Regions from separate parts of the Mus musculus genome. Here all the other regions are linked to region 1. The links are chromatin loops, found by intact Hi-C in ENCODE. Cell type or tissue: heart. All regions are shown on one strand. Region 1 overlaps Nek10 (NIMA (never in mitosis gene a)- related kinase 10). Region 2 overlaps Slc4a7 (solute carrier family 4, sodium bicarbonate cotransporter, member 7). Region 3 holds the start of Slc4a7 (solute carrier family 4, sodium bicarbonate cotransporter, member 7). Region 4 has its middle 47 kb from the start of Oxsm. Region 5 has its middle 110 kb from the start of Gm31804. Region 6 overlaps Top2b (topoisomerase (DNA) II beta). Region 7 holds the start of Il3ra (interleukin 3 receptor, alpha chain).

Region 1 (4,000 bases):
TCACTCCACTGGACAACTCAGAGAAAACATTTCCATCTATGCCAAAAGTTCTACTGACAAGCACCACCACTCTGAAATGGGGTGCATTTCTCAACTGACATTCAGAACTTCTTCAGTTAAAAAGTTGAAGACTTTTATACTTACTAACTGTCACTTTGTCCTTATCTCCCAGCATAATGTTGTTTGGCGTGAGATCTCTGTGAACAATCCTCTTCTCCTTGTGCAGATACCGAAGAGCTAAGCACAGCTTGAAACAAGAATGGAAGCAAATTTGATTCCTGCCATATACGTAACCAACAGTGTATCTCTAAGGTAGCTCAGAACTTTGTTGTATAAAGAAAATTTCAATGAAGGGTGTAGTGTACCTGTATAAATATTTTCCACAGTCGCTCTTCACTGAAATGGTGATGTTTTTCCTTCAAAGAATTAAAGTGCTCTCCAAGTGGGGCTCCTTCTATCAGCTCCATAACGATATACAACCTGTCATCTATGCAAAAGCAAAAAGGAGTCACAGAAATGTAAAGTCAGTATAAAGCCCTGGAAAACCTTCACAAATTAGAACCCGGGCTTTCCAAGGAGTGTTGGAGCACAAAACGGAAAACTTAGTGTCAGGATCCACTGAATGCTGGCAGAGCACAGAGCTGCCCTTGGGGCAGTCACAGCCTAGCAGCAACTTCCTCTGACTCCAGACTTTCTCCTCTCTGGCAAGCATAATCATTTTCTGCTTATACCATAGAATGCCTGAACCATGTCAAAGACAGTAAGCCAACTGTCTCAAGTCACGAGGCCTGCCTCTTAGTACCTCGGATCAAATAAGACGTTCAGAAAACCGCATTATAAATTGCATTTTGTATGGTGACATAGATTATGTCATACAAACTTACCCACGGATCACGCTATGATGTTGCAATAACACAGACTAAAGCACCTACCCATGACAGAGATTACTGCTAGGCCCCTCTCGAGTAGAGAGACCTGGACTCTGATTTTATGTTAGGGTTTACAAGGGTTTAGCACTGTTTGGGTTTTTGGTTTTCTTGTTGCTGTTTTTGTTCTCTGAATACACTCCTTTAAAGCCAATTTGAACTACTAATAATGATATGTGACATGTGTCTTTTCTGACTGTTGGACATACACAAAATACACACATACACAATCTGCCTGCAAAGGACAGACATCTCCCATCCTGCCCACTGGCTTCTCCACCAGTCTCACACTGCAGCATGAATGTAAGCACACTGTTCTTCCTGTTGCCTTTCACAGGATTGCAAAAATGAATAAACCATATAGCATCTCTCTTACGGACATTTATAGATTCCCAAGTTTCACCATTCCAAGAAATACATATTGCCTGCACTATGCTTAGCTGTTTGTTTTCATTTTCTCAAATTATAGTCTTCTTCATCATAGTTTATAACTTGGTAATATTATACATATTTTAAGTTTCCTTCAATTTATTTTGGAAGTCGTCAGGTTAAGTGTTTTGTTTTTGTAATGACTTGTACTTACTTCAGTCTAAGTCAGGAACTAAATCTGATAGCTTTAATTACAGGAATAATCCCGATATTAAGAACTAGCACGTAAGGAGGAAGGAGTCCATCTAAATCACTTAAAGAAGGGAAATGGGTAAAAACATAGCAATTGAGCTGCATACAGAACAGCTTCTGTTTAGTATTGAGACAGGGTCTCTCTATGCAGCCATGCCCAGCCTGAAACTCACTATGTAGATCAGGTTGTCCTCAAACACACACAGTCGGCCTCTGCCTCTCAAGTGCTGGGATTAAAGGACTGAGTCACCATGCCCGGCTAATACTTCAGGATTTTATGCTACAGATGGTTAAGTTCAATACTTCCTTCACTTGTAAACAAGCGACTGAGTTTGGCTTTGTTTGACTGTGCTCTCCATCCCACAAGCAGGAAACAAGCCAGCCAGCCTGCAGGCTCAGCCAGGACTCTGGCGCCACCTGGTGGCATCTACTGAAATTTGTGAGAAAAAAAAAAAAAAACCTTGAAGGCGGAGTCCAATCCATTTTATTAGGGGTGGAAAATGCCACTAGATGCTGCTGTGAGCTTGCAAAAAGAAAAATAAAACATCATGCTTTAGTTCTCTTTTCTCTTTTTCTTCTACAGTTCCTTTTCTGTACAATAATTTAATTATTTTTGTTTATTCACACTGTGCCTCTATATAATACAGATCAAAATATTTTAAGTATTCTCAGGTCATCAATTAAAAAATTATTTTACTGCTTAAGAAAGCAATGCCTAATAATAAAAGCCAGTAGAAAATAGCTGAATGGGTTTATTTTCTGCCAACATAATATAAATGTATATAAATAACAAACATATGTTTCCTTACTTAGAAAGCAATTCATACTTACTTTCCAAAAATGTTTTATAATAACGTACAACATTGGGATGATAAAGCTGTAAGAAAACAAATAGCAAACACTTATCAGACTCTTCAAAACACAAGCTTTTGTACACTGAAGTTTCATCTAAGACTGCCAGCTGCCATTTAAGGTTTTAAATGACTTTTTTAAGTTAATGAAAGAGACAGTGTCCTCCATGCCTTTGTGAACCAGGCTAGAAGATGCTGCACTTCCTAATGGGCAGTGGACAGGTTTAGGACTGATCAGTTCCTTAACGATTCCCTTAGCATGCTCTGCCCCAGGGTTGGGCCTCAGCTACACAGGGAGGGAGAAAGTTCTAAAAAAGAAAAATGGTGTAAAATGTCTCCAACTATTTATTTAGAATGTAGTTTCTAGGTAAAGTGTCTTGTTTCAGAGGAATTGCCATGATGTCTATAAATGGTTTGTGCCTCTGAGTGTCCCTCTGAGTGGGGCCCACGTAGCTGCTACTCACACCAACCCAGCGGTCTCAGGGTTATCAGCAGCAGAGTAGCCAGGATGTGGCTTCCCAGGCAGCAGTGACATTTGTCTGTCCCTCAGCCCTGGAAGTGTCCTTTCTGCTGCTTTTCCCACTTGGGATGGGAAGGTGTCACCAGCAGTTGCATGGAACAGGGAATAATGCCAACTTGTGCCATTCTCTAAGCCTGGTAGTTCGAAGCCTCTGTGCTGTGCTCATTGTCACCTCTTAGCAGACAGGGTCTCTCACTCCCGTACCTATGGCTTCTGTATTCCATGACATCCTTCTTTTTGGTTCAGGTGGCTCCCACAGGAGGGACAATCTTCAGTGACATCAAAATCTAAACTGTGGCACCCTGATTGGCCTCTTCTGGACCCTTTTTCTTAGGAAACGCACTTAAACAAATTAGCACCCAAATCAACTAGCAAGTGGGGACAGGATGAGTTTCTGAACGGATGGGATGGCTTCTTGCGATCTAATCCATTAGTGGTGACTTTTGTTGTAACTTAGTGATGTCAAACTATAGGTTTCAATGAATAAAGACCATGTTTGTGACACCAAGCAAACATGACTGCAGGGCGCAGTGAGGCTGGCAGCTTCCTAGAACTTAGAAACAGAAATGCACAAACAAGGAGAGCTGGGAAAGGAACCAGCATCTTCTCGGATTACAGAAAGAATTCCCATTTCTCGCCTGCGCTCCGTTTTCCTCCAATACTCCTTCATAATGACAGCTAATTGAGCGATTATGTCACATATTCATGATAATAAAAATAACCCAGAAGACAGTGGGGCCCACCCCTAATCTCAGCACTTAGGACAGGGAGCCAGGAAAGGGGGGGGCGGGTCCTGAAGGTCAGTCTGTACTACAGAGCAGGGCTAAGACCAGCCTAGACTACACAAGCCTGCTCTAGAAAGGGGAAATGAAACAAAACCTACATTTTAGATTTAATAAGCCAGACTTGAGGGGTGTCAACAGGTTGGCTTTAGCTGACTGAAGTTGGAGGGTGGTCTTTCTCAAATTCCCAGCACTCCATTAAGGGTGTCTTTCTCCTGTTCCTATGCAGTAACTCAGTAGCTAAGCATACATGGTGTGTTCTGGTTTGTAAGCTCAACTGTTTTGCATCCAAGGCCCTGC
Region 2 (4,000 bases), 150 kb after region 1:
GCTCAATTCTGTTTAAGATACACTGAATCCTAAGACAGGAGTACATCTATGTAATCCTAACAATATGGAAGCTGAAGCAGGAGAACCATTGGTCATTAAAAGCACCAAAACAGTCAGGGCTATAAAGGGAAGATTCTGTCTCAAAACAACAAGAGAGGCCTATTTTGAGGCCTAGAAAATCATCTTGAAGGTAACTTAAATTAACACTGTTTTCTCTGCATTTACCTCAGTAAATATGGCACTCCTGTTTGGCTGCTTAGTAGAAATATGACTATTGTCCAATGATTTTCTATTATTTTATTCAAGTGCCAAATATAGTGGATTCAGCTGCCTAAGAATCTTAAGGCACCCTGCTTCTCCTTTTACTTTCTCTGATCATCACAGTTCAGGCCTCTATCTTCGCTGGCCTGGAAAATGTAATTTTCTAGTTGGCTTCCAACCTCCACAGAATTGTCTCTAGCATTCTCTTGAGGAGATAGTGCTGTCCCCAATTTACACCCACAGGTCTCAGACTGAATCTAAGCCAAAGGTCTACCTTACTTCCCTTCTCTACCATTGTCTGTGGTCTACTTTGCTATTTATTTACGTGTATGCGTGTTCTGCCTACATGTATGTCTGTGCACCACATGGTTGCAAGGGATTAACAGCTGCCACAGATGTGCTTAGAAGGGCACCTAGTGCTCTGAATACTGAGTCACCTCTGTGTACTTTTCCTTCCTGTTCAACTCAACCATTCTCAACTTACTAGACTTGAACATATTTTTTTCTATTTGAGTCTTGAAATACTGTATCTCTGCTCCTTGATAAATATATTAAATGAGTGAATAACAAAGTCTGATATTGAAAAAAATAATTCTATTTATTACTTCTTAGAAATGGGTACTTGTTTTATAGTTCCTATTAGTTTTCCAGATGAATAATATCACCTGCATTCACTTAAACCCCCCAAAGATTCTATGAAATTCCTCTATTATTATACTATTCTCCCCTGTTTTATTCTTCAAATATTCTCTCGATTCACTTAAACCTCCCAAAGATTCTATGAAATTCCTCTATTATTATACTATTCTCCCCTGTTTTATTCTTCAAATATTCTCTCGAGACAGAGCCTCACAATGTAGCCCAGACTGGCTACAAGCTGGCAATCTTCCTGCCTTAGTCCAGTTCACTTTCCTATTCTTTAACTTCTTCTGTTTACGCTCATAAAATTTGCTTTTGTGCTAACAAATATGTAAGAAGGGTCAAGAAATCACCCAGAGCCAAATCTTTGGTCTGATGACCTCTGAGTTGTTTTTCTTCACTTCTTATTTTCTGACACTATTAGTTCTGTTACTATCATTAGGGCCCCACACATGCTAAAAAAGAATAGTCCCAAGCTATAGCCCTGCCCTTGTTACTTTTTGTTATGAGATAGGGTCTCAGTAAGTTACCCAGAGCGCCCTGAACTCACTGTGGTGCCTATGGGGATTCAACTTGTAATGTTCTCTGGCCTCCCAAGTGGCTGGGATTACAGGTCTGTGCCACCTGGCCCAACCAAGAGGTATTTATATTTTTATATCGTTAGAGAATATAAAAAGAATACTGGGAACATGTTTAGGATCTCTGCGCTTTAAAGAATGTTAAGTAAAACATTTGCTAAAATTATTTATAAATGTACTTGCAATTTTAGTGTATGATCTGTTCAGCATGGAGACTGTTGACTACGAATTATCATTTGAACATGGGTTGTTGAAGTAAATGTCCAAAAGAAGCTGCAAAGAGTAGCTTTGAATGCAGGCAGCAAACATTTGCTCTAATTTTGTAAAGATGCCAGTTCGGCTGCATAATAATTTGACAATGCTTTAATCTGAATTCTTTATTACTATTTCATATTTGTTAATTCTTATCTCAGTAAGAAAACAGAAATTCTTCTCTTGTTTTTTCTAGCTATTAGCACCGTGTTTAAACTTCCCAGATTCTTTCTGAGAGCACAGAGTTGGGCTCCAAGAAATGATAAGCAAACACTAAAGGGCAATGAGGACAGGATCTCAGGGAGTAGCTACCTCTAACCTTCTTGTCTGACATGTATTTCTTTCTCAGGTCCCCCAGAAACCACTGTTTTCATTGGCTTCAGCTCCATTTTCTCACAACTGAGTCTCTACTCTGGATCCTTCTAAATAAGGTTAAGATTATAGATTTTAATTAAACAGATTAGTCAAATAACTGGATTGCAGTAGAATGCATAAAGCCAACAGGGTAATAATCATGCCTGTCTATAATCCAGCACTTAAGAAACTGCAGCAGGCAGGAGGATACATAAGCTGTGTTGGCTGCCTGGGGCCATCTGGTGGTGGTAAGACTGTGTGTGAAAACTGACTGTGAGTGTGTTACATGTGTTGTGCCACCTTTTAATTTTCTCATATTTTGAAAGAGTTTGTAAGAACTTGTGATGACTTCTCAAATTTCCTATTTTTTTAAATAAAACAGCTAAACAAAGTATTAAAGTTGAATGAGGGCTAAATTTACTCTGAATGAATCTTAAATTCCTAGGAAATTGGAGACCAAGTGCAAAAATATTCCCAAGAGAAACTATACCCTGCAGGTGCGTGTGCAAAACTACCCACGGCAGTTCCTCCTGGACAGACTGACAATTGGAGTAGAACATTCACTCTTCCTAAAAGGCCCCACTGAGGAACGCACCATGAGGCTAGGGGCCCAACTTCAGTCACAAAGAGAGTCCACAAACCCCAAATGACAAAACTAAAAGCAGATGAACTATATAAAAAAGTACTCTTACTAGAAATGTAAACAGTGATTTAATCTGGTGCTATATTTTCTTCCTGTTAGTCCTCAATAATTACACAGATAAACTAACAGTCATTTGAGATTATTTAAATGATCTACCTTTACTCCCTAAACCAATCTGGCTACCTCCCAGCCCCATCCCATGATATGTGCATATTATTATTATCACTGATCTGCCTCTGTGGGTTTCAGGTGTGTTTCCATGATCTCTCTCTGGACCTCTTCCTTATGGCTCCAAATCCTCCATCCTCCTCCATGATATAAATCTCCGTCTCTCCCCTATCTCCTTCCTCTGATTGGCAGATGTTCCACCCTATTCTGTATTCTGCCCACCCATTAGGTGATCTGCATTCATTGACAAGGCAGAGAATCAATGGTAAGAACTGTTGACACAAACTTGAGCCAGGAGATTGTTGTTGTAAGCATTACAATTAAGTGTCCCAATTGAAAAAAGATATGAGGGCAGAGAAACCATCATTTGAATAACACAAGGGTAAACTTTCCCCAGTGCACAAAAACATTATGCCTACAATGAGCACCAAAGGTTCCTACTATATAGTAATTCTAAAGTTGGAATAGAAATAGCACAATTACGGCATTTCCAGAAAAGTGCAAACAGCTGTTATCAAATATGAGCTTGGAAATCCTTGTCATTGGTCATGTACATAAAAATCTATGCTTTCCATCAAGCAAAAACCACACAAGGAATAGCAGACAAGTAAAATACATATTGTTTCCAAAAAACGAATAAACATATAAAACTGATGAAAACTGATTTGCATTTTTCTAGTGTTCAATACTTATAACCTACTTAAACCCTTACTTCAGGTTAAATGAAAAACAATACCCAAATGACCACATTGTGACGGTAGCATTAGGAAGGGCTAAGGAAGAAGTACTAAATTCCTGGACAGCCTGGACAATAAAGTAATTAAAACTCATCTCAAAACAAAAAATTAAGATGCCCTCAGATTATATTGGCACATGCTATCACCCCAGCAACTCAGAAAGGTTACTTGTAGGTTTAAGGCCAGCCTGGGCTACAAAACAAGTCAGTGTCTCAAGACAACAACAGAAAAAGACCTTTAGTGGGGTTTTGGTATTTCATAGTAAGGTGCTGTATTTTCATGAGCACACAAAATACATTAATGAAAAAAAAAAACTTCAAGAGATGGGGAAAAACGCATTTTTCCCAAATATTAACCTTAAAACCTTG
Region 3 (4,000 bases), 160 kb after region 1:
TGTGGCTAAAACAGAAGGATTGTAGCAAGGTTGAGGCCTGCTTGGGGACGATGTGGGTTCCTGTCTAGAAAGAAAGAAAGAAAGAAAGAAAGAAAGAAAGTAAGTTAGTTATAATTGACAAACATCACAGTATCTCATTTTTATGTTTTCACTTACCAAAGTAAAGTGAGCATGTTTCCACCTTCCAAAAAGCAGAACGCTCTCCACTATTTTAACCTATTGTCACTGCTGCTTCCAGACTAGAAGCAATTTTATTTCTGTATTATAATTTATTTTGTATTGCTGTTTTGCTTGCATGTATGTCTGTATGAAGGTGTATCTCCCCTGGAAGAGGAAGTACAAACAGTTGTAAGCTGCCAAGTGGGTGCTGGGAAATGAACCTGGGTCCTATGAAAGAGCAGCCAATGATCTTAACAACAGAGCCGTTTCTCCAGCCCCTTATTTCTATTATTACTTTCTGTAAGTTTATTATTGCCAAGTTTTATTCTCCCAAAGACTTAGGGTGTATGACCTTCCAAAATACTCTCCTATCATGGTACTAATACCAGAACTGAGTTCCTTGCCATCTGTTTGTCCCCTATCCTGTCCCTTATTGTAGACACACACCCACACCCCTCTGAATGAAGCTTCTATCGGAAAAAAGTGCTTCTACTCTGGACACTACAGAATAAGTTCTCAATAAGCTACTGCACAGAATGCATGCATGGATGGATGGATGGATGGATGGATGAATGGATGGATGGACGGATGAATGGCAATAGCCTTACTGTGTATGACGACTTCTGCCTAAATAGACTGTGATAGAGAATACAACATTTTTACCCAGGTTTATGAAAACTGATACTGTTTACTGTTCAGCTGAAAATGTGCAAATAAGGTTAAGAACAAGCAACAGTGTATTTGACAGATAGTCTTGGAGAAGGTCCTGAAGGTTCATTCAAAGGCCATAAAAAGAATCCTAAGGAGTTTCCAGTACTTCATCACTGTGACCCATCAAACCCATAACCACTACAGAACTTCACAGTCTTAAGACCGAAGTTTTCCTTTATATTTAAAGAGTTTATATTTGAATACTGTGAAGTAATGAATGATCACCGCCCACGGCCTCCACAATAACTTTTAAAGTAACGAGAGGAGGGAGCCTTAAGGAAAATTCTACCAAAAAAAAAAAAAAAAAAAAAAAAAAACCGGCAAAATGTCCTTTTCCTTGTTTTGAAAAGACTGGAAAATTCATCCCTGCAACCTTCCCTCCCATTTCACTGGTCAGAGTAAAAATTGGAAGTAGGAAAATTAGTACCACCACATCCTTTGAGTCAGAGACTCTGAAAGGAGAAAGCAGTTTCTTCTGTAGGGCACATACACGTTCCTGTTTCTAGAGAACGGGCCACTTGTGTGCCCCCCGCCCCCTCCCCCGTTTAAATGAGAGCCCAGTTTCTGCGCGTCCCAAGTCCGCCCTTACTCAGGCTGCTTGCACTGGGAAAGCGGGATCGGCTGGACTGGGGACGCGCGGCGCAGAGCACTGGGGTCTCTCTCGGTCCATTCTCTTTCTATGGAGCCCGGAGGAGGACACTGCACTCACGGTGCTTCTCCTGGGCCTGCGACCCAACACGCCACAGAGCGCCGGCCCCGACGGCCGGTCCCGACTCCGGCCACAGGCTGAAGGCGGCGGCGGCGGCAGGAACAGCAGCCTGGGCTGAAGGACGGCAGCGTCCACGCGGCGGGAGAACACGGCTCCCGGAGCCGCGCGTCTGAGAGCCGGGCACTGCGGCGGCGGACACGCGTCCTCGGGAGAGGCGTCCCCGAGGGCTCGAAGCCGGCCGTCCCCTGCGACCCCCGCCACACAAAGGCGACGGCGGCGCGCGGCCGCCAGCATAGGCCGCCGGCAGCCCCGCCGCGACGCCGCCTTTGTCTGCGGGCCTCGGCCTCCCCGCTCCTTACCCGCGTGAGTAGCGGTCTCATCTGCTCGCCGGCCCCGTCTGCCTCCATGGCCCGCCCCGGAGCTCTGAGAGGCCGCGACCGCAGCAGAGACGGGCACGCGGAGGGAGACCCTGTGCGGAGCGCTGGCCGCCGAGAGCTGGCCCCGGAGTGCGGCGACCGCTGCGAGCGCGGGACGTTCTCCGGGAGAGAGAGGCAACGGCGTGCCGCGAGGACTGAGACGGGCAGAGGACGCGGCGCGGAGGAGGCAGCGGCGCCCGGGCGGGGGCGGGGCGGGGGGCGGGGCTGGGGGGCGGGGGCGGGGGCGGGGGCGGGGCGCGCTCCGGCACGCCCCCCCCGGAGCACGCCCCCTGCCTGTTAGGCACCAGGTCCGGCGTCGAGCGACCGCCTCCAGTGGCTAAGGGGCTTGGAGGTAGGGCGGAGACAAAAGAAGACAGACATTCGTATCAGCCAATCAGCAGCTCGGAAGGGTCTGTCGCCTCCCCCGCCCCCCAGGTCAGTTTCCCGGAGGCCCCGCCCCTCTTTGTAAAGACTTAATTGACCGAGGCTGAGAGTGGAACTCGGTTTTTCGAATCGGAAGTTCTACAGACTTTCGAAGTGGAATGGGGTCATCACCCCATTCAGCTCCTCACCACGTGTTTTACAAGCAGGAGAGAAACAGGACGACGCCAGATTCATTCTCTGCCTCTGCAAGTTTCTCTCCTAGAGGTAACTCTATCGTGGACCCTGTAAAAGAGGGGATACATTTAGCAACTTGCCTAGTGCACTCCCTGCACTGGCCTAGTTCCACAACCTGTCCCACTCTTGGGTCGACCCTATAGGTAGGGTGCTTGTCTACTATCTACCTGGGTGTGGAGGTGATGGTCTCCATCACAAATGGACATTGAAGGATTAAATACATTTCTGTCCCTCTGTGAAGGTGTGTCACTTGTGGTGTGCTTATCACTATTGTTAACAGGTTGTTGATAAAGACAATAAAAGAGCCGGGCAGTGGTGCCGCACGCCTTTAATCCCAGCACTTGGGAGGCAGAGGCAGGAGGATTTCTGAGTTCTAGGCTAGCCTGGTCTACAGAGTGAGTTCCAGAACAGCCAGGGCTACACAGAGAAACCCTGTCTCAAGAAAAAAAAAAAAAAAAAGACAATAAAAGGTTGAGCTGAGAAAATCTAAATTCGATTATGAAAGGAAATACTTATCATCAGGTCAAGACTCATCCCTAACCCATTATCAATAAATAGCAAAGTGTACTGGGTACTGCTTTGGGTCCCAGACCCCTCCTGGCTTTGTTCTAAATTTCCCAGAGAGGTACAGGGCAGGCTCACACACGACTGTCCAAGAACAGGTGTGCTTCCATTAATAACAGCTACCATTTGAAAAGATCTAGAATTACAGACAGTGACATTTTGCAAATATGGCCCCTCTTTAATCCACACAATACTATAAAGTATATTTGTGTGTGATTTGACTGTGTCCCCTAAAAAACTGTATTGGAAACTTAATCCCCAATGCAATGGTGTTGGGTATTTAGGACACAAGGCCTTTAGGAGTTCATGAGCACATTATAAACCATGGGTCTGGAACTGCAAAGGTGTCCCTTGCTCTCTCACAAATGTCCATCAGACCTTCTGCTCTCAGATTCGGGTAGACAGGAAGAAGTCTCTCTCATGAAATGCAGTCCTCCCACCATCTTCAGAGCTGTGAGAATTTTTTTTTCTTTATAAATTACTCAGATTATATCATTCTATATAACCACACCAAATAGAGTAGGATAGTGTTATGTTCCCATTTTACAGATAAAAGAAGTGGAGACTTGTAGAAATAAGTAACTCGGGGTTCTACTATGTAGATTTCTTTTGTACCATTCTAATACCTCACTATAATTTTAAAAGATGTCAGTAAAGAAAGAGAAGTGAAGGGCTGGAGAGATGGCTCAGTGGTTAAGAGCACTGACTCCTCTTCTGAAGGTCCTGAGTTCAAATCCCAGCAACCACATGGTGGCTCACAACCATCCATATTGAGACCTGACGCCCCCTCCTGGTGTGTCTGAAGATAGCTACGGTGTACTTA
Region 4 (4,000 bases), 1.3 Mb before region 1:
CTGAGTAACCATTGCAATGTTAAATTCATAGCAACTACATATACTTATACTGGATCTGCATAATTATGGGCCAGCATGGATGGAGGAGTGGCTCAGAATAGGGGGTGAGGTAACCATCATGACAACTCTTTCCTGTTTATAGATTCAGTGAGGAGAGGCTCATTACATTAAGTTGTGGACCCACTGGTGACCCTCTTGGGCATCATGGAGAGTTCTAATCCAATAGTCACACAGATGGCCCTAGTAAAACTAAACGGGTTATGAAACAAACCCAAAAGTCATGAATTTGGGTAAGGGACTAGTGGAGTGGGTGGAGTGGAAACTTCTGTATCCAAAGGTCTAGGCCTATGAGTGAATTCTCATATTCATAAGCTTTTGTTGTATAAACCCTGTTCACGGATTTAAAACTATTGGTTGAATAATGGTCAGTGAAAGCCAATTGCTGGAGAGATTAGAGGCAGGTGGGATTGGTTAGGAGTGGAGAAGACAGAGGAAAAAGAAGAGAGACCAGCAGAAGAAGGAGGAAGAATAATAAGAGAAAAGAGAGCTGTCATGAGAAGAGATTGACCATGAGAACATGGCCAGGAGAAACAGCAAGTATCTGAAGTATACTGCTGGGGAGGTAGCTGGGACAGCAGTTAGAAAAGTAGACTAGGAGTTATCCCAGTAATTGTTAAAGTTAAATAAAACAACCACAGTCTGAGTTTCATTCATTTGTAAGCTAGTTGGAGATAAGTTTTAAAAAGTTGTACTACATTCATGCTTAAGGGGCATGAGCCAGGCAAAGAAAGACAAACTGTTTGATCACACAGAAATGCAGAATATAGAAAATGAGAGAGGGGGAAGGGTGAGAGAGAGATGGAGGGAGGGAAGGAGTGAAGAAGAAGAAGAGGGAGAGGGAAAGAGGGAGAGAGAGAGAGAAAGAGGGAGAGGAGGAAGAGGAAGAAGAGGGTTGTAGAGTGGAGAGATTTATCAAGGTCCAAAGCTTGTTATAAGTGTGTTCCTGAACACGTATGTGCTGCACAGTTAACAGAGGTAACAACAGCACATGGTGTTCTTAAGAGTGTTAGCCTTTTAAATTATAATTTGTTATTTATATGTTTCTGTGTGGGTTTATGTGTGTCAATCAAGAAGTGGGTGCCAGATCGCAGTTGTGAAGTGGCCAACCTGAGAATTAGAAACTGAACTTGCGGGGCTAGAGAGATGGCTCAGTGGTTAAGAGCACTGATGGCTTTTCCTGAGGTTCTGAATTCAGTTCCCAGTAACTATAATATGGTGGCTCGTAACCATCTTTAATACGATTTGATGCCCTCTTCTGGTATGTCTGAAGACATCTACAGTGTACTCATATACGTAAGATAAATGAATAAATCTTAGAAAGGAAGAAAGAAAGAAAGAAAGAAAGAAAGAGAAAAAGAAAGAAAGAAAGAAAGAAAGAAAGAAAGAAAGAAAGAAAGAAAGAAAGAAAGAAAGAAACTGAACCTGGATTCTTTGTAAAAGCAGCAAATACTCTTCTTAACTGCTGAGCTGTCTCTCCAGCTCCAGAACTGTCAATTTTAAGGTTTATTGTCATATACAAGGGTCTCTATGAGAGATATTAGCATATGGATATGCTAACTACCTTGATTGCAGTAATCATTTCATAATATATACAGTGGTCAAAATGTTATGCTGTAAAGTTTAGATACACGCACTTTTAAATTCGTAAATAATATTGGCGGCACATGCTTTTAATTCCAGCAATTGGGAGGTAGAGGCAGGTGGATCTCAGTGTTGGTGACCAGTCTGCTCCACAGAGAGAGTTCCAGGCCAGCCAGGACCACATAGAAAAACCCTATCTTGAAAACAAAACAAAACAAAACAAAAAATCTTATGAACACTAAAGTAAAATAAATCCAAACGGCCACATGATGGAGCCAAAGCCTTGATGGTTAATAGGCCTTTCACTTAAACTGAACTAGTTTATTTTTAAAAATGTTTGAGTAAATGTTTCTTTGTCACGTTTTCAACATAACACTTTGTTTCTAACAATGTTTTTATGTCACAAGGTAGACCTGATTTGTCCTTATTCTTTCAAACTTGAAAAACTGTAATTTTTAAACCCCGTGTAGCATAGGCGTGGTGTGGTGCAAAAGGCACAATCATGTTTACTTATTAAGGACAAGACCAGCAGAATCCATGAAAAATGGAAATTCCATTCCTCAAAAAATTTCCCTATGGTGTCTCTCCAGCAAGAGACATTCACAAGTAGAAAGCTACTTGTGCCCTGCTTGAACAACACCCTCTATGTTTGCTGATACAGCTACTGAAAAGAGCCAATGAAAACCTGAAGACTCACTGGCTAAACTCTTTCATTTTACTCTCCAAATGAAACTGAGTTCTGGAGAAAAGCAGGACATGGATTGCAAGTTAGTGGGTACTAGAGATGTAATGTTTTGCTTTGCAGTTCTTGTAGACTTTAGCACGGACACTTGTTCAACAAATGTTCTCTAGTTTTTACTAGGCTTAGGACTGTGAATGCAGGTCTGGGAAATGAATTTTAAAGCAAAAACTGCCACCTTCTGGAACTGCAAATGCCACCAGCACTCACGGGTATCAGGGGCACAGAGCACAAAAACTCATGTGCTATGGAGGTCGAGAGTCATGAGTGTCGTTAGTTTTAAGAAGCATATTGTTTGTTTTAGAATATTTTGACTTTCCTTAAACATTATCCTTTTCTATAAGAAGAAATAAAGGGGAAGCAATATGTTTTCATTCTGGAGTTTTTTATATCAGCCCTCTAAGTTGGAGATCTGATTTTGGTAACCTTCAGTATTGGAGTGTTGATAAAAGATGGCATATAGAAAGGAAGTCAGATGCAGAGCCATTCCTCCGAGCTTTCAGTGACAGTGAAGATACTGGTAGGAGGAATCACTGTTGCAGAATGTTTGCTGACTCAGCTGGTGTAAGAGCTGGAAATCTGTGCTGGCTGGTCTTAAGTCAACTGACAAACAGGTTAGTGTTATCTCAAAGGAGAGAACCTTTACTGAGAAAATGCTTCCACAAGACAAAGCTGTAAGGCATTTTCTTAATTAGCTATTGATGGGGGTGGGTCCAGCCCATTGTGGGTAGTGCCATACTGAGGTGGTGGTCCTGTGTTCTATCTAAAGAAAGCAATCCAGTAAACAGCACCCCTTCATGGCCTCTTCATCAGCTCCTGCCTTGATTGAGCTTCTATCCTGACTCCCTTCAATGATGAGCACTGATGTTGATGTGTAAGCCAGATAATTCCTTTTCTCCCCAACTTGGTTTTATGTTATGGTTTTTCAGTGCAGCAACAGAAACCCTAAGACAAAACCTATAGCCATGCTCATGAGTGATGTGCTTAATTAACAAAATAGAGAAGAAAAAGCTTGAATTTTGGGTCTCAGATAAGATTAAAGTTGTATAATATGGTACTCAGGTCTAGAGGACAGAATTGGCTGAGGCCTAATGTGATAACTCAGTATGCAAACAGAATATCATAAAGAGCGAAGTAGCAAGGGGCCAGAGCAAGGGCTCACTGGAGAAAGGCACCTGAAACAAGAACATAAAATGGACTCCTACAAACAAAATGTCCTCTGATCACATACATGCTATGACATGCTTATGGGAACACACACACACACACACACACACACACACAAGTCACTCAACCAACCAACCAAATAATGAACTATTTTAAAGAGAGTAAGCAAAGAGGGAATATTAGTCTATTAAAAGTCCCAGGATATCTTTGCATACCCCTAAAGATAAATAGCAAAAGCTGTTCACTGGAGTTGGAAATTCATGGCACCACACGGCATCAGGCAAGATTAAATAGATGATCTGACTCTCTCACACAATGGAGTCTCCTCTCCTCTTCCCCCCCACCACATCATCGATAGTGTTCGGAAGTTGTTCCTTGTGAACAATGTGACATAGCTCATCTCTCTTATGTTTAAAATAAAATGTCGGCATCCCTTTCCTTTTTTGACAGACA
Region 5 (4,000 bases), 1.0 Mb before region 1:
CAGCAGATGCAAAAACAACGATTGTTTTCAGATGATAAAGACTGACCTAGAAACAATATAGCAGTGTCTACTGACACAGCCATGTGTTGCATAGGCCTAGTTGGTAAATGGCAGCAAAATCTGACTGGCATGCCCCATTTTAGGGAGTCAAAGAGATATGAAACTGGCTTTGGGTCATTACTGGTAGGAGGTAGAGCTAGGATTGTGAGCACACAGACCTGAAACCTTCAGTGTGCTGTGTGCAGACCATAGATGGAGGCAAGGCTCTCTTTAATACACTGAAGAGGGCCTGCAAACTTGTGCAGTGAAGAACCAACAGAAAATGACAGTAATAAATGCAGATGCCTCCCATGCAGAGCAACCTCCCTCTGTGTCACTTGAAGTCATCCTTAGGTTTGCAAATGAATGACTATTTTGTCATTCAGAGATGTATGTCCTTACTGTTACTAGAGGACCCAAGAGCCTACTCCTAAGAGCCACCAGAATCTTGAGGTCAGTGACCCAGATGCAGATCATGCTCTGTCCCTGCAGATTGGTGTTGCCTCAAACAGAAGTCATTGTTTTTAAGGTACTGTGGAAAACAACCTGAAATTTATGAACACTGACAGACTCACTTCATTTTTGTATAATTCATGCATTTGGTGCACCAAATCACCAGAGGCAGAAGTTTCCAAACAGAGCTAGGACTGATGAAATTAGACAGTCTACATAGAATGGGTCGGGAGTATGGCCTGGGAAGGGACACCTCAGCTTATACACATTACTGGGTATGAATACATTTTCTTGGGCACAGACTGCTCATTAGCTATGTAAGACTGAAATGACCCTCCATTGCCAGGGTAACATGGTACTGTTCTCCCTCTCCTGTTCCTAGCCTGGTTCTGGTGGTCATCATATCTCAGTCTGTGACCCTTAGATCATTGGCTGTGGGCAGCAGAAAATAAGAAGTGCCTGTTTTTGAGCTGGGAGGGCTGTTCTAAATCCAAATTTACCAGAGGGGATCTTCAGAAAGGGCAGAAGGAAAGTCAAGGTATTCAAATAGAGGCAGGCAGGGCGAAGATTAGTGTTGCTATTTGAATGCATAAACCTCTTCATGTTTAATAAGTACTCATATATCTGGCAAAACAGAATTTAAATAAAACAGCTGTAAGCAGAATCCTCTGTGAGCTGCTGGTATCCTGGAGGCAGCACTGGAATCTAGCTTTGCTTTCCCCCTGGGTGCCTGCCTTCTCCAGGCACAGTCTGCTGATTTGCACTGTTATAGCCAGTTTCTTTGACCACCCAATCAATAGTATCATCTTGAGGTTTTAGATACCCTTCTGTACCCCAACATTAATCTAAGTTTTATGGGTAGGATTAGCCTATTCTTGTTTCCATATTTCATTAGACCCACTCTCTCAGTGTTTCACTGCTGGGTGGCCCCTGAGTTCTGCTGTGTTGGGAGTGGACATGTGCTCCAAGGTGGTACAAAGGAACTCCACAGTGGGAATCCATTTCCTTTAGAATTTTGAGAGATGTTTTGTCCTGTCTGGTTGGCTGAGTCAATGGGAGGGTAGACTTGTAGTGGTGAATGCTTTGCCACCACTAGGAGGAGCCATCATGCAGCAGAGCAGAGTCCAACTGAAGAGAAACTGAGTTCTGATGACAGCACTATCTCACTCTAGGTGAAGGAGCTTGAAACTCACATCTCGAAACTTCTTACATGCTGTCCATTTATGTGCTGGACAATCTTTCACTTTCCATATCACTTTGATTTAGGCCAAAGTTTGACTAGTGAAATCCTGGTGGGTGTGTTCTTCCTCTTTTCTGGATATTGTGCCTAAGTTTTCACACTATCTGGGATTCTTCTGTCGGAATTTGTTGATATTGAGGGTGTCCCTGTATCTTCTTTTCTGTTTCTTCAGACCAGCATTCAACTAAGGATAGTTTCTGTATGCCAGGAGGCATCTGGAGAGGTGAGGTGACTTTTTAGTTGTTATAACTGGGAATCTGTGAGCATCAGCCAGGGCTGCTGTAGCCACCCTCCACCATGCAGCACAGCTGGCAATGACAAAGAGCCACTCAGAAAGATTCAGTGGTGACACTCCTGAGCAAATGCCCAGGATTTTAAAATCATCTTGCTTCCTAGGCACGAATAGTTTTTAGTATTCATTAATTTATCATGAGGACTGTCCTGAACATTGCAAGCATGCCTAGAGAGCAGCAGAGACAAGTTCTTGTTGCCAGGAAACACAGAGGTGCATTTCACTCTAGAGATCTGGGTAGGTACTCTGTACCTCACTTAATCCCCCTGGAATTCACATGCACCCAGAGCCTCTGAACACTTGGGAGTTCAGGATGCACCATCTTAAACTTTGTCCATTGACGTGGTCCAAGGCTGGTGACACAGGTCATCTCAGGTAGAGGCCTCAGCACACTGATGCTCCTTTTGTCATGACAGGGACTCTGGACTGTACCTTTTCTTCTTTGTGTTCCTGGAGCTCCTTCTCTGGAGAAACTGCCAACTGTAATTGTCTTTTTGGCTCCCAGAGGTAATGAATAGCAGGTGCTGGTATGCGTGGAGGGGTACTTTTTACCAGGACAGGGTATGTGGATTTGAATACCAGGTCTGGAGTATTTGTGATACACACATTCTGAAGACTGTTTTCTAACGTCTGTTTGGGTCCCTCTCGAGGTTTTCATTTGGCACTGTGCTAGGAGTAGACCAGAAGGCAGAAATTGCTGTCCACATTGTTTCTGCATTAGTGAGACAGGTGCAGGTTAGGCTGCTCTAGAATATGGTGTGGCTGCTATTTGGAAAACCTACATGTATGCTTTTGGCCTGCAACTGCTAACTCTGACAAGCATCCTTATGGGGCTACCATGGCTAAAGAGAGAAGCCCAACCCTCACAAGGGCTTACACAGAAATGTGTAGTCCTTACTGGTTCTAACTATGATAACCCTAAAGTTTACTATGACAAAGACTCAATCCAGCTTCGAAGATTTTTTTTTAAATAATAATGTAAAGCAAAGACTCCCTGGGGTCAGTCAGGCTGCTAAAAAGGAGCAGCTGTGGAAGTTGAAGCGACCAAGGTGTGGAGGCTGCAGTCTAATAAAGGCATGAGAGTGTTGTGGTAAATATTAACTGAGGTTTCCACCCCACCTTAGATCACTTAGTCCCCAAATAATGACACAAACCATTTATATTTATAATAATTTGCCTTAAAGCATTCGCCTTAAAGCACCAGACTTGGGCAGATATCAATCCTCTATGCTATTTTGTCTACTTCCCTGTCAATAACCCTGAGATAAAACTTGCCATGTTCTGCCTGGGCCACTGCTACTCCAACAGGCTAGCCACATGGTCATGTGATCTACCTACCCCATGGTGTCTTCTTCTTTACTATTCTTCTCTTCCATATGGTATCTGCCTGTGACCCCAAGTCCAGAAACCAAAGCCTTGCATACCTAGGCCACAAAACTGCTCACGACGATAGATCGTCACGATGACGATCTATCATCAGCTACAAGTTGTAGGTATCTTTATTCAACCAGTAGTTTTAAAGAAAGGAACAAGGCTTGCACAACAAAAGTTGACATACATGAGAATTTGTATTTTGAAGCAACTAGACCTGGGGGAACAGAATTTAGCATTATAATACATAGCAACAGAACCAAAACTCAACAGGAGAGAGAGCTAATGTCTTCTGAGCAGTGGGTTCATAATTGAAGGGCAGCATCCCTGAATTTCTTGATCTATCATCGTGAGCAGATCTGTGGCCTGGAAAAGCAGAAGGAGTTTAGGTCACGATGGTTTCTGTAGATGTGACAGTGGTGGGGAACCTTTCTCAGTCCTGCTAGAAGCGGAATTGGGACATGCCTCAATGCTTGAGTCTTTTATGAACTCCAAGGGCTTCCCGTAGAAATGCTGTCTCTGTCCTTTTCTTCCTTTTCACTCTGTGCTGGTGTTCAGAGCCCAGTTTTCTTCATATAGACACACATGGCAATGGCTAAATTGTA
Region 6 (4,000 bases), 1.5 Mb before region 1:
AACTGAATGGCTCTGAGGGTCACACAAAATAGTCGATGTAGTTAATAAATACAATATGGCCAAGATTATCATGGTTAGAAAGTGCTCAGGTTGCTCATCTTAGTAGATCATGCCAGTTTCAGTTGAGGTTGACCTAATACTAAAGCATCTATAGATTCATTCCTCTGCCAGTTCCAATGATATAGAGCTAAGTAATGGTAACTATTTCTACAACATCTGAGAACCAAACCAAACTTCTAAGTCTAAAGACTCCCCCTTTTCTTCACAGCAACAGAGCATTTCCTTCTTAGATTAGTCAGCTTTGGGGAATGCTGACTAATATGGCATCTTATTAATAAAGGAAATTAGGATGGCCTATTTTCAGTTTCTTAATATAAACATAATATCATGTCATAAATTAAATCTTTAAAATGTCACTATATATGTTGCAAAATAAAAATCTATGCCTTTTGAGTAATCTAAACAAACATACCAAAATAGGACTTGTAACAGAAAAACCTTAGGGAATTCAAATATTAACTGTAATTTCTTAAGGTCATGAATTTATTTATATATATATATATAGGCACTTAATAATGTTTAAAATACTAATTTTACTGAATTTTGCTATAGTCATATTTTCTTTCATTTATATACTTATCTATTAATAGTGCTAATTCACTTAAAAATAGCTTTGTACAAAAGAAAATAATTCCATAAGGTTTCCATACTCTATTTCTGTCAAGAGTTTGATGATAAACTAAATGGCCAAAAAGATGAACTATTACAATGGTTTTTTTGTTTGTTTGTTTGTTTGGTTTTTGTTTTTTTTGGGGGGGGGTTGTTTTTTTGGTTTTTTTTTTTTTTTTTTTTTTGGTTTTTGAGACATGGTTTCTCTGTATAGCCCTGGCTGTCCTGGAACTCACTTTGTATACCAGGCTGACCTTGAACTCAGAAATCTGCCTGCCTCTGCCTCTGCCTCCCCAGTGTTAGAATTAAAGGCGTGCACTACCACGCCCGGCTTACGATGTTTATAGCAATAAACTATTTGTAAAATGCATACTGTGATGGGATTGTCAATCTAATGAAATGTAGAATAACCTAGAAGACAAAATTTGTGGATGTATCTGTGAGGATGTTTCAAGAACAGTTTAACAAAAATGGAAAAAAGCTACCCTGACTGTGAGCAGCTTATGTAAAGTAAATACACTAGGAGAAAACAAGGACATCACCAGCACTATGCTTCCTGAATGCACATGTAATATGATCAATCAGCTTGCAGTATGGCCTGGTCCCACAGTTAGAGCCACTCTCACACCTGTCTTCCCCTCTGAACTGCCCAGAGTTACCCCCATTTTGTCCTGGATTTAACTAACATCTCCCAACTGGGAACATTTTCATGTAGCTGCAGCTACCATTTTGGTGGTCCATTGTTTACAAGGTAATTATTGTCTGTTGTAATCAAATGAACTGGACCCTCCACTCTAATCTCTGTCCTCTTCAAGCTTTGTTCTCAGGTATTTTATCACAGCAAAGAGAGAAGTAATAACCTATACAGGTCCTCAGAATAGTTAGCACAAAGATCATAATCACTAAAATCATTCTCTAATTACTTTAAAATGTGAGACATATTAATTCAAAGGAAGGTAATTTTCTATCAATAACTTAGAAAGGCGTCTCAATGCATGTGACTATTGGCATAAAGGTTGCAAACCTATAACAAGCACATAGGGAAAAAAAACTTTCTCATCAAGTTTATAACTCTAAAACATACATCAAAATGAAAATATTTTCAATATTAAGTCAACCTGAAGTCAGTGTCTACATAATTTAGATTTTGAAATTTGCCTTAGGAGTTTTTGCTAAACTGCACTGATAACTGGAGATGGACAGCATCTCAAAACATTTTCAACAAGTTAACCACATTCCTGCACCTTCTTAACAAATGGTTGCCACCACCACCACCCTACCTTCTATCTACTCCCAAATGGATATAAGAGAAAAAGAGGTGAGAATCTAACCTATCAAGTTCAAAGAATTAAACCTTAAAAATCAGAACACATAGTTTAATGTCAACAAGACTGAAGTTTAGGAAACCCCAAACCCCCTTCCCTACTGAAACACAGACTAAACTGTAATAAATGAATCACTCGTCCTTGTAAGAAATCCAGAGACTGCTTAAGAGGTCCTGTCTCTTGAGTGAAAAATACAAAACCACATCCACGCCCAGGAGCCCTCTCTGCAAGGCAGGACGGGAGGAAATGCAACTTCTTTCCCAGAGTTTTCCCTTCAAAGGGAAAGTAGAAGTGCTACCACAGGGACTGTTTGCTGTCTTTCTTGAATCTAGCACTGGCAACAGTAGCTGAACTGAGAACAAAGGAAATCAAAATGATTTAGTCCAGCACCCAGAGTCTGTAGTTCTAAGGATAGACATTAGGTGGAGCTCTAGTACCATGGCTTATTACAGTGTGTGTGAGAGGACACAGTAGGGCAGAGGAGTTGCCCAGACTGTTCCCTAAATAAAGATACAGACAATGCTCTTCCATGAACAAGCCCAGAGACGCTACACCCCTAGAAATGGCTTGCAAAGTCTCGTGACTCTCTGAATGGACTAACTAGCTGCAGAAACCACCCAGACTAGAACCAGACTGTTAAGAAGAGCTAACCCTGAGAGAAAGCAACACAAATAAATAAAAGGGGAAGCACACACACACACACACACACACACACACACACACACACACACAAAACCTTCCAAGGGATAGACTTAAATCTCCATGGGCTGTGGGTGCTCCCATCTGTAATCCTAGAACTTGAGAAATTAAGGCAGAAGGACTGCTATAAATAAAGTTTAGACTAGGCTTAGAGAAGATGTTGAGGGGAGGGGAGAAGAGTGGAGGGAAAGGAGGGGAGGGGACAGGAGAAGACAGGAGAGAAAGAGAAAAGGAAAAAATAATGGTAACAAGAAGATAAAGGAAAGGGAGAGATGGAGGTAAGAAGCAGCTCAGGGAACTGTCCAGATACACAACAAAACCAGAAAATCAGCAAAATAGTAAACAAAATGAGATAAACAGAAAATAAATGAAAAGACTCAAACATTGTTACTAAAACTGAAGAATAACTTAAAATATATGAAGACTCAACTTGGCCAATCACAAGAAAAAATAGTAACTATGAAGAAAGAAATGACAATGACAAAGGAACCACCAAAGAAAGAATTAAGAAAAATTAAAAGAACTTGACTCACAGGCTATCATCAGTCAAACAGAATGTTACACAATGTCTAAAGGAGAAGATAAAAATAGGAAGAACTTTCCAAATATGAGGAGAGAAATTGACAAATTTAAGAAGTTCACAGTCAAGCAAGCACAAACCTAAGGAACCTGTACTAAGATACATAATCAAACTGCCAACGCCATGGATAAGCCATAGGCCCATCCAGGGGGCAATGAGTTCAATTCCCAATCTCATAAAAAAAAAAGTCACGAGGGAGAGAATCCTGACAGCAATACAAGAAAACAATTCTCATATACTAAGGAGTTCTATTAGTTTCCCATCAGTTACTGCACAGATACAGACTAAAACGTTTTTTGTAAACTATTTAAGAATCAAAGAAGAAATCATAAAATAACTTAGGAAATATATGGGGATAAATAAAAGCAAAAAAAAAAAAAAAAGACGTCAAAACTTACAGGATCAAGACAAAGTGGTACCACATTTAAATTTTTAAAATGAAGATGCTGAACCAATAGCATACATTAAGAAACTATGCATAGAACTAAATCTAAAATTAATAGACAGGAGTCTATTAAGATTCAAGTCCCTCAGCCTTACTGTTGCCTCCCTTACAGAAGTTCCTTTGGCATGAGAATAAATTGGAAAAGAGAATGCTTACTAAAAAAAAAAAAAAAAAAGAGTCATCAAATAATATACACTATATACAATTAATACACTGCCTAAAATTCCAGAGGAGAAAGATCAACCAAAGGCCAAGTAACTAGTCATGTAGAGTGTACACATG
Region 7 (4,000 bases), 520 kb after region 1:
ATTGGGTGACTGACAGGTGACACCATCCTTCGCCAGGGGGCTGGGCCTGAGTCTTGTGAGACACCCGGGGGTGGGGCCCCGACCGACAGGAAGTGGGGGGCGTGGCCCGAGCATAGGCCCTGCCCCATGAAGACACCTACCCAGATCTGAAGAGTGGGATGCCAGGAGCCCCAGGATGAGCCACAGGTTGGCGGCCATGATAGGAGGGCGGGGCTGGAGCCTCGGAGGCCTGGGGGCGGGGCCGGGGCGTGAGGGGCGGGGCCGGGGCGCAAGCGGACTCCACCTCCTGATCCCGACCCCTTCACGATGCTTCTGGTTCCTGTCATGGTCCATTGCGGTCATTCCCCTGCCTCAGCTGCTCACTCGCGGTTATCCCCCTGCCTCAGCTTCACTGTCCCCAGTGTCACATCGCGAGGCAGGGGTATGGGTATGCCCAGGAGTGAACAGCATGAGGCAGGAGCATGTCCATCAGTGCAGATGACAAGGCAGAGGGATGGCAGCGGTGACCGGAAGCAGAAACGGAGGCTGGAGGATGCTGGCAAGTGAGCGGAAGGAGGGACGGAGTCAGGGAGACGCCCGCGAGTAAACAGTGTGAGGCAGGGGGATGACCACGAGTTAGTTTCTGAGGCAGGGGGATAATCACGATGGACACAGAAAAGCAGAGAGGGAGGGAGCGACGGCTGGGGAATGCCTGTGAGTGAGGATCTGAGGCCAGGAATGATGGCAGTGAGCAGAAGGAAGGACGGAGGCAGGGGGATGACCGCCGAGGCCCCGCCCCCTGACCCCGCCCACCCCCGCCCACCCCGCGGACCGGACCTGAGTGGCGCCCACGGCGCTGGCGGCGTCCGTTCCTGTCCTCGGGGGTCTGGGGGTCGGAACTGCTTACAGGGCAGAGGACTGCGACCCTGCCCGTGACCCCAGAGGCCCCGCCCCGCCCCGACCGCGCCCATGGTCCCGAGATTGAGCAACTTCCTGAGATAGTGGGGGCGGGGCGGGGCCTCGGGAGTCACGCGGGAGGGATGGACGGAGCTGAGGCGGGAGGATGACCGCGATTGCGGGTGATGGGCGGCCACGGCCACGCCGGCCGCGTCATCGCGTTCGTTTATTAAAAAAAAAAAATGAAACTGGAAGTCGTTCCCGTCAGTCACGGGCGAGCGGGCGTGACGTCCTGCCGCAGACAGGAAGTCGCTCTCCTGTCATCCGTTGCAACTGTACTCGCAGTCATCCCCCTGCCTCAGCTCTTTCGTTACTCACGGGAATCCCCCTGCCTCACTCACACCCGCAGTCACTGACAGCTGCCATCATACCCCTGCTTTGTAGCGGTTGTTCACTACCTGCCATCCTCCTGCCTCAGCTCTGCCTCATGCCTGAAGGCATCCCATTGAGACCCACGGAACTTAACTTGTGAGCGGACCCTGCCCTGTCTTCATCCCCCCCCCCCCCCACACACTCTGTGAGAGCAGAGCTCACAGCGGACGTCACAGCTGTGCTTAGGAGGCCGCCCCACCCGGCCCACGCGCACAGAGCTTTGCACACCGCCCCCTCCATAGTGACCGCAGGGTCAGGATAGGCCGGGGATGCCTCACAGGCCGCCTTATTTCCGTTTCCGTTTTTGTTAATGCGGGGGCGCGCGCGCAGCGGAGACGCAGGGGGCGGGGCAGAGGCGCAGAATTTGTCCTGTGCTGCAGTGAAGCTGCTGTTGCCGCCATCCTGGCCACCGCGTCACGTGACCTTTCCTGATCCGAGTCCCGGGGTTGGTGCCCCCTGCAGGACGACGCGTGCGTCCGCTGAAAGTAGCCCTTTGCTGATCCTCACAGCTCTGCCTTAAAAATGAACCTGGGGTGGAGTGAGGTGGGGTGGGGTGGGGTGGGGTTGGGGGGAGGGGGAGAGGGAGAGGCTGGATGGACGAACGGTCGGTGGCTCAGCAGGTAAGACAGACGCTAAGACAGACGGGTACCAGCACAGTGGGGTCTTCATCCCCATGACAGCCTGGCCCTGTGGGGACGACTATGCCTGTGACAGCCTGGTTGTGTGGGAGGACCAGGACAGACTTTGGAGCTTCAGGCCAGAAGATGCATTCCGTGTTAACAGCTCTGTGGGATGTTAGATAATGATGAGAACAGTGCAGACGATGGAGGCCTGGCTTGTGAAATTTCAGAGGGAAAGTTAAAGACTCTTTTCAGGACCATTGTTACTCTTTTCAGGACCATTATGAAGATTCTGTGGTTCTGGTTAGCTGCGGCTGAAGAATCAGCTGTGATTAACAAGATACCAGAACTACTAAAGCAAAAATTTTGCATTACTGGGACTATTGATGCTGGTTAGCTGGAGCTAAGAAATTAGCAGTGATTAAGAAGAGACCAGCATCGTTGAGGTGACATCTTCTGGGAAGTGTTTTCTGAAAGCACAGAGGTTGTGTTCCAGAAATAGCCAAGGTTGTACCTCGTGCTGAACCTGGACTTAGTAATGTGTAAGAGTCACTCAGGTGGTACTGGTTTTGAAGGAATGAAGTGGTCACGCAAAGCAGCTGAGCCTTGGCACCATGAGAGGCCATGGAAGGCCATTGGTGAGGTGCAGCCTCAGTTGCAAAAGACGCCCCAGGACTGAAGAGATCATGCAGTGTTTTGGAGATTCTAGGACCATGAGATGACCACCAAGACCAGCAGCAGTGGAGTACAGGCGGCTGGAGCCTAGAAGGGCAAGGCTGAAGAAGTGACCTAAGCCCTTGGAGGAGCCCAGAAGATCGTGAGTTGGATCCCAGACACTGGACAATTGGAGATTAAATTTTGCTTTTGATTGTGACTGTGCCCTGGTATTTTTTGCTCTTGAAGGAAGTACTTTGGATTTTAAAAGATATTGTGTCTCAGTCGGGGTTTCTGTTCTGCACAAACATCATGACCAAGAAACAAGTTGGGGAGGAAAGCGTTTATTCAGCTTACACTTCCACATTACTGTTCATCACCAAGGAAGTCAGGACTGGAACTCTAGCAGGTCAGGAAGCAGAAAATGATGCAGAGGTCATGGAGGGATGTTCCTTACTGGCTTGTTTCCCCTGGCTTGCTCAGCCTGCTCTCTTATAGAACCAAGACTACCAGCCCAGAGATGGTCCCACCCACAAGGGGCCTTTCCCCCTTGATCACTAATTGAGAAAATGCCTTACAGTTGTATCTCATGGAGGCATTTCCTCAACTGAAGCTCTGTTCTCTGTGATAACTCCTGCTGTGTCAAGTTGACACAAAACCAGCCAGTAAATATTGTATATTTTAAAGGATTGAACTTTTAATATGTAAAGACTATGGGACTTTTAAAGTTGTTTAGATCTTGGGGATGACTAAGAAACTAAGGGATGGATCTTGGTTCCCGGATCCCTAAAGACTAGTCTGCTCAGGTGAGAGTGCAGACTACAGAAGCTACACAGCTTCTGGGACAGGCAGAAGTGACACAGCTTCTGGGGCAGACCCCATTTCAGGCTCCAGACATCCAATACCTTCCCTGCAAGAGGACAGGTGTCTGCCCTGCCTGGGAGGGCTTTGCCGGAGCACCTGGGAGAGCCATCTTGGTTCCCAGATCCCTCAGGGACTAGTCTATGCAGGTGAGAGTGCGGACTACAGAGCTACACACCTTCTGGGACAGGCCCTGTTTCAGGCCTTCATCTTCTGCCAGGAGGCAGGTCCGAATGCCAGATATCTGTGCACCTTCCCTGCAAGAGGAGAGCTTGCCTGCAGAGAGTACTCTGACCACTGAAACTCAGGAGAGAGCTAGTCTCCCAGGTCAGCTGACAGAGGCTAACAGAATCACAGGAGGAACAAGCTTCAACCAGAGACAACTATAACAACTAACTCCAGAGATTACCAGATGGCGAAAGGCAAACGTAAGAATCTTACTAACAGAAACCAAGACCACTCACCATCATCAGAACCCAGCACTCCCACCTCAGCCAGTCCTGGATACCCCAACACACCGGAAAAGCTAGACCCAGATTTAAAAGCATATCTCATGA

What was found. A loop is a pair of places that touch in the nucleus more often than their neighbours do. Peaks named below come from ENCODE experiments on the same cell type or tissue, not always from the same donor. Only the 100,000 strongest peaks of a DNase experiment are listed, where the experiment ranks them.
Region 2: a loop joins it to region 1, with 12 times the contacts of the local background. A loop is called at or near these places in 10 of 42 quality-filtered maps.
Region 3: a loop joins it to region 1, with 3 times the contacts of the local background. A loop is called at or near these places in 10 of 42 quality-filtered maps.
Region 4: a loop joins it to region 1, with 9 times the contacts of the local background. A loop is called at or near these places in 15 of 42 quality-filtered maps.
Region 5: it touches region 1 in a loop (4-fold over the local background); 3 of 42 quality-filtered maps call a loop at or near these places.
Region 6: it touches region 1 in a loop (5-fold over the local background); 7 of 42 quality-filtered maps call a loop at or near these places.
Region 7: a loop joins it to region 1, with 5 times the contacts of the local background. A loop is called at or near these places in 4 of 42 quality-filtered maps.

The regions. Positions count from the first base shown.
Region 1 is chr14:14,861,880-14,865,879 of GRCm38, reverse strand. It overlaps Nek10 (NIMA (never in mitosis gene a)- related kinase 10), which reads right to left. Exons shown (of 35, transcript NM_001195229.1): 19 at 2,379-2,424; 20 at 366-487; 21 at 145-247. Among named protein-coding and RNA genes, the nearest start is that of Nek10, 43 kb to the right of the region's middle. In heart, a CTCF peak has its summit at 1,961 (motif pointing left); a DNase peak (open chromatin) is centred at 1,889; H3K27ac peaks cover 402 bases.
Region 2 is chr14:14,712,641-14,716,640 of GRCm38, reverse strand. The region is part of intron 1 of Slc4a7 (solute carrier family 4, sodium bicarbonate cotransporter, member 7); the gene reads right to left. Among named protein-coding and RNA genes, the nearest start is that of Slc4a7, 12 kb to the right of the region's middle. In heart, a CTCF peak has its summit at 2,319 (motif pointing left); no DNase peak of the experiment used is centred here.
Region 3 is chr14:14,701,219-14,705,218 of GRCm38, reverse strand. Slc4a7 (solute carrier family 4, sodium bicarbonate cotransporter, member 7) reads right to left here and starts at 2,194. Exons shown (of 26, transcript NM_001360504.1): 1 at 1,939-2,194. The coding sequence starts at 1,986. In heart, CTCF peaks have their summits at 1,686 and 2,334; a DNase peak (open chromatin) is centred at 2,368; H3K4me3 peaks cover 2,505 bases; H3K27ac peaks cover 1,651 bases.
Region 4 is chr14:16,194,630-16,198,629 of GRCm38, reverse strand. No RefSeq gene overlaps it. Among named protein-coding and RNA genes, the nearest start is that of Oxsm, 47 kb to the left of the region's middle. In heart, a CTCF peak has its summit at 1,928 (motif pointing right); no DNase peak of the experiment used is centred here.
Region 5 is chr14:15,879,043-15,883,042 of GRCm38, reverse strand. No RefSeq gene overlaps it. Among named protein-coding and RNA genes, the nearest start is that of Gm31804, 110 kb to the right of the region's middle. In heart, a CTCF peak has its summit at 1,590 (motif pointing right); no DNase peak of the experiment used is centred here.
Region 6 is chr14:16,378,808-16,382,807 of GRCm38, reverse strand. The region is part of intron 1 of Top2b (topoisomerase (DNA) II beta); the gene reads right to left. Among named protein-coding and RNA genes, the nearest start is that of Top2b, 16 kb to the right of the region's middle. In heart, a CTCF peak has its summit at 2,413; no DNase peak of the experiment used is centred here.
Region 7 is chr14:14,343,329-14,347,328 of GRCm38, reverse strand. It overlaps Il3ra (interleukin 3 receptor, alpha chain), which reads right to left and starts at 834. Exons shown (of 12, transcript NM_008369.1): 1 at 817-834; 2 at 141-319. The coding sequence starts at 198. In heart, a CTCF peak has its summit at 1,749 (motif pointing left); DNase peaks (open chromatin) are centred at 58, 428, 1,138 and 1,658; H3K4me3 peaks cover 2,127 bases; H3K27ac peaks cover 1,947 bases.